2 separate regions of the Mus musculus genome follow, and region 2 is linked to region 1. The links are chromatin loops, found by intact Hi-C in ENCODE. Cell type or tissue: left cerebral cortex. All regions are shown on one strand. Links, peaks and the distances in the headings refer to the core of each region. The heading gives the core; the rest is flanking DNA. Region 1 overlaps Herc1 (HECT and RLD domain containing E3 ubiquitin protein ligase family member 1). Region 2 overlaps Herc1 (HECT and RLD domain containing E3 ubiquitin protein ligase family member 1).

Region 1 (2,816 bases), core at 60-2,559:
AGCTCTAGAGTTAGGTTTTTTTGTAGTACCTGCTATTTGTTGTTCCCTGAAGAAGGAAAATTATAAATGTCCTCTACACTTTTGGCAGACACACCATTAAGTCATAGTCAGCAAGAAATTTCTGTCAAGGTTTTTATTGTTCTTGTATTTGTATGCTTTTACCAACACTGGAGGTAAGCCTCAAAATCAAAATGCTCAGCAAATAGTTTTAATGTTTGGATTAGAGGAAGATGTCACCACATCGCACTTTTAATGTTTTTGTAAGAGAATTCTCTAAAATCAGAACCTATAGAATCTAGAATAAGTACAATAATGAAAGGAGAGAGAGCGAGAAGGAGAAGGTTTTTTAATTCCTTCAGAAAATGTGTTTAGAACCTTTTTGTTTGTTTGTTTGTTCGTTTGTTTGTTTGTTTTGAGGAAGGTTTTACTATGCAGTCTTGGCTGGCCTTGCTACATAGCCCAGGGTATCTTTGTGTTTAAGAGAATCTTCTTGCTTCAGCCCGCTGGGACTACAGGTGTACATAACCAAACCTACCTCTAGAAACTTAAAATTAAACTTTTCCATTTTTGACTGTTGCTTTTTTAAAAAGGCCAATCCTTACTATTTTCTTAACCTTTGTTATACAGAGATTGATCAACAAGCTGAAGAAAGTGACCAAGCACAGCAGGCACAGACACCAGTGACCACCAGCCCGTCAGCATCCAGCACAACTTCCTTTATGAGCAGCTCCCTCGAGGACACCACAACTGCCACCACTCCTGTCACGGACACAGAAACGGTGCCTGCATCTGAGTCCCCTGGAGTGATGCCACTTAGTCTTCTCAGGTAGACCAGTTAGCCTTTGATGTCTATCACACTGATGCCTGTGTTTCTCACAGCACATTGTTTCTCTTACACACAGGGTGCCAAGTTAAATCCAGGTACTCTAGAGCTAGAAAGAACCTGGGATCATACAGTAAAAACCTGTCTTAGTGAGAGTATAAGTATGCACCAGCATACTTGGCTTCTAAGCATTGGTGATGGGGCAGGTGTATGTGTGCACCACCACCAGACTTGGCTTCTGAGTAGGAGGGAGTGTGAGTGTGCACTATCATATGTGGCTTGGCTTAGATTTTCAAGACTTGTTCTTTTCAGAAAGCAAATTCAAAATTGAGTTTTAAGTACTGAAGTCTAAAGAAAAAAATCATCTGCCTGAAATAATTTTTATTGAGGTTCTTTCCTTTTGAACGTAATTTTTTTTAAGACTTATGAACCATGAGAACACACATGTTGCAGTATACTTGTGGCGGTCAGAGGACAGCTTGGGGAGTTGGTTCTCTCTACCTTGCATAGGTTATAGGGATTGAACTCAGCTCATCATGCCTTTGTGGTAAGCTCATTCATGTGTGAGCCATCTCAATTGCTCTATATTTTCATTTTTACTCTATGATCACACAGGTCTACTTTTCAAATGAAAAGAATGTGTTTCAAGGTGCTATTAAGAACATTCTTGTGGTTTTTAATGCTTCCTGCAGTTTCCAAATTTAAAAATGTTCACAGAGAATCAGTGACCTCTTGTCTCCTTGAGTGTCTGACTAGAGTGGGCATAGGATTAATGGATAGAATCATGCCCTTTTGTTGCCATAGGTGCACACTAAATGCTGCTTCTGTTTCTCTCTTTAGTAGTAGAAACTGAACTCAAACTTACACTCCTAGAATCTTTCTTCCTTTCTTCTTAATCTTTGTTTCTCTACTACTGGCTTGTAATTGATTGGTGGTAAGCCTATTGCTCCCTCTACGTGCCATGGCTTATTGGGTAAACAGTGCTCTTCTGAAGCTGGAATCCTCTTTGATTGCTGAGAATAAAGCTTGGTGGGAGTAGAGCACTTTAGCATATGCAAGTGGCTCTATGTTCAATCCCCAGCCTTACAGAAAAGAAAAAGCCCTAGTGTGAGGGGACAGATCTAGACTTGCTTCTTCATCAGTGTCCTCCTCCTTAGTGTGAGAGGGAGTGCTTCTCCTCTCTGTGCCTCTCATTCACGTACTCTTCATACCACATAGCAAGTACATGTTAACTCCCTCTGGTATATCATTCATTCATACATACATACATACATACATACATACATACATACATACATACATACTATTTTTGAATTGTGCTGAGTAACTGTACACTTATTCTTTCTTTAATTCTCCTATAAGTTAATACTTGACATCAATATTAGTTTTATAGCTAGTGAATTTAATATTTAAAGTTTTTTACCTGTTTTTGTTTTTGACACAGGGTCTCATGTATCTTAGGCTACCTTTGAACTCCCTAAAAGGCTAGGCATGACCTTGAACTCCTCTCTCTATCTCTAATTGCTGGGGTTGTAGTCTATGCTACCACACTAAGTTGTCTACAAACTGAAGATTGAACCCAGGGTTTTGTGCATGTTAGGCAAATACTCCTACCATCTGAGGCACATCGCTACTCCAAGTTTCTTGTCCTTAAAATTCTTCTTTAGTTTCTTGACTACTATTTTTATACCAAAATACCCCTGTCACAATATTATAGTAGAAGAAAAACTCCACAAAAGGCAAGGGTTTTTAATTTATGTTTGTTATTTCTGTATTAATCCCCAATATGTTCCTGCTATTTTGTTTGTTTGTTTGTTTGTTTTTGTTTTTGATTTTTCAAGACAGGGTTTCTCTGTATAGCTCTGGCTGTCCTGGAGCTCACTCTGTAGACCAGGCTGTCCTTGAACTCAGAAATCTTCCTGCCTCTGCCTCCCAAGTGCTGGGATTAAAGGTGTGCGCCACCACTGCCCGGTGGAAAATTATACTTTTATAG
Region 2 (2,816 bases), core at 252-2,751, 59 kb before region 1:
GAGTCACTTAGAGTCTTAGTAATATCTCCTTCCATGTTTAGTTCCTAATCTTTGTTTGAATAGGCTTTTGCTGTGCTGGAGTTCTTTTATATTCTGTACTTAATTTCGTTTTCTGATAACTGGTATGGATATATGGTCTTCTTTTGAAGAAGAAATCTAACCTGACCGTACTAGTCTTATCTAAAATAATTTGAAGATAAAACAAAAATAATAACCATAAAAAGCCTTTGTGGCATAAAGAAAAGCGTGTGTAGAATTTTATCAAAGCCAGTGGAAAGAGGAAGTGGTTCGGTTTGCTGATTTGCTGCATTACCTTATTGTTAGACATTCCTCCTTTCACCTCCCTCTTCTCTTCATGCATCTTGTCCTGGACAGCTAAGTCAATCATTAGTCATTTTGTTATTAGTAACAAAGATGGTCAGCGGAGCTATCTTGACTTCCAATTCACATATTCTTCATATGTGATAATTAAGATCAGTTTTGTGATTCATGTTATCAATTTTAATCATTCCTTGTTCTCGTCTACCATGTAAGAAACATGTAAATGGAAGTTTTGTTGTTGTGTGTTTTGTTTCTTTTGAGACAAAGGTTTCTGTGTAGCCCTGGCAGTCCTAGAACTTACTCTATAGAGGCTGGCCTTAGACTCAGAGATCTGCCTTCTTTTGCCTCTCAAGTACAGAGATTAAAGGCCTGTGCCACCATCATCTGGTAATAACTAGAAGTTTTAAGGTATTATTTCCATAATTGCTTAGATTTTTGCCAAGTGCAAGCCAGTTAGTGGTAACTTTAGCAGAGACTCTCCTGTCTTTATTTCATTTTACCTGTGACCAGTTTATTTTTATCTCGCTGCTCATCTGTTTATACACTGGGTGTTTAAAAATAGTACAATAAATGATAGTGACCTTTTTCTTTTTGGGGGAAGCTGGGGGAATGCTCCAGACATGGTTTGGAACTCTGTAGACCAGACAGGCCTTGAACTTACAGAGAACTGCTTTCCTTTGCCTTCTGTGTGCTAGGATTAAAGGTGTGCACAATCATAGCCTGGCTTTTTTTTTTTTTTTTTTTTTTTTTTTTTAATGAAACAAACAAGGTGCAGATAATTTGCTAAGAAGTAATTACTATTAATTTTCTTGGGTGTGCTAATGGTTTAATATTTCCATTTTTTATGTGTGTATTTTAGAGATAATTGGAGAGGAGGGGTGGGGATAATCACATGAGGCAGCTAACCTCTGGTATGTTTGCTTTACAGCTGTCTTGTTTATTAGTCTTCTGAGAGTACAATGACCATCTTTAAAATGATTAAAACACTAAATATTATTTTAATACCAGGAAGGTACCACAACTTGATAATTTTAGTTAATAGTCTACTTATTTTCGGAATTTATGTGTTTTGTATTTCTGTCGTTTCAGGTTTATGCTTGGGGCTGTGGGGCTTGTCTAGGTTGTGGTTCTTCAGAAGCTACTGCTTTGAGACCCAAGCTCATTGAAGAATTGGCTGCCACAAGAATAGTTGATATTTCAATTGGAGATAGTCATTGTTTGTCTCTTTCTCATGGTAAAGTCATGTTTGTTTGTTTTAGTATTTTAAGTAGCATCTTTGTAGCCAATTACCAATTATTATTTTTTGTAAATGTGTTACATTTAAATTTAAGTTTTATACTTTATGTCTTATTTTTAGATAATGAAGTTTATGCCTGGGGCAATAACTCCATGGGACAATGTGGCCAGGGAAATTCAACAGGTCCTATTACTAAACCAAAGAAAGTGAGTGGCTTAGATGGCATAGCTATTCAGCAGATCTCAGCTGGAACATCACATAGTTTGGCATGGACTGCTCTCCCTAGGGACAGGTAAGTGCTATATACTTAAATATGCTTGCACTTTTTTTCTTTTTTAAATATATATTGTTCTCTATTTAGGACTTTGAATGTCCTAAAATCAAGTCAGTATCACACAGTGTACTTCAGAAGATAAATAATTAAATTTAATAATAATAATAATAATGATAATATATTAAAATTAATTTCTAAATAGTGCAGATTTTGATAGTAAGTATATTGATCCCATGTTTAACAGAATAACACATACAGATCTCTACAATAAGAATAAGGTACATACATACTACTCTACTGCTCTTCATGGTAACGTATCATGTCTGTGTCAGGGTTATTGGGAGTGGGTATTGGTTTTATCTTAAGATTTCTTTGTTTTGTAAAATTATACATGTGAAAAGTAAACAGTGCCTCTTCACAGACAAAGCTTCCATGTATACATACTCAAGTTAATTTAAAGTCATTTAGAGTTGTCAAAATTTTTTTTTCATATAGGTAATTGTGTTAATATCTTTGCCTACGTTAACAAATTATATAAATACCTTAAAGGGGAAAAGATTTACTTTGGCTTACATGTGTCAGTCTAACATCTTCTGGCTCCATTGCCTTGGTCTGAAGTCAGTCAGAACATCGTGGTACAGCAGAACAGCTCACCTCATTTCGATATTGTATCTACTAGCTTAGACCAAGCCTTCCACACATGAGTCTATTGGCAGAACAGTTTATATGCAACCCTACAAGAGTATTACTAAATGTAGAATAAAATTTAATGTGATTTTAAGATTAACTAATATATATGCTATTTAAAGTATATATAATTTCTAATGTTGACTCTGTTGCAATAGAAATAACATGTAGATTTCCTTTCATGTATATTGAGGTCACATATATTTCAAAATGAAGAAGCTGTATTTAAGATACTTGATTGTCTTCTCATTTTGAATTCTCTATCTTTAGAGAATGATTTAAAAGTTAAGTACTAAG

Evidence for each region. Peaks named below come from ENCODE experiments on the same cell type or tissue, not always from the same donor. Only the 100,000 strongest peaks of a DNase experiment are listed, where the experiment ranks them.
Region 2: a loop joins it to region 1, with 2.1 times the contacts of the local background. A loop is called at or near these places in 6 of 42 quality-filtered maps.

Annotation. Positions count from the first base shown.
Region 1 is chr9:66,452,710-66,455,525 of GRCm38, forward strand. It overlaps Herc1 (HECT and RLD domain containing E3 ubiquitin protein ligase family member 1), which reads left to right. Exons shown (of 78, transcript NM_145617.3): 39 at 628-826. Among named protein-coding and RNA genes, the nearest start is that of Fbxl22, 60 kb to the right of the region's middle. In left cerebral cortex, for the core only: no CTCF peak of the experiment used is centred there; a DNase peak (open chromatin) is centred at 1,015.
Region 2 is chr9:66,393,250-66,396,065 of GRCm38, forward strand. It overlaps Herc1 (HECT and RLD domain containing E3 ubiquitin protein ligase family member 1), which reads left to right. Exons shown (of 78, transcript NM_145617.3): 9 at 1,411-1,555; 10 at 1,679-1,850. Among named protein-coding and RNA genes, the nearest start is that of Gm30447, 41 kb to the left of the region's middle. In left cerebral cortex, for the core only: no CTCF peak of the experiment used is centred there; no DNase peak of the experiment used is centred there.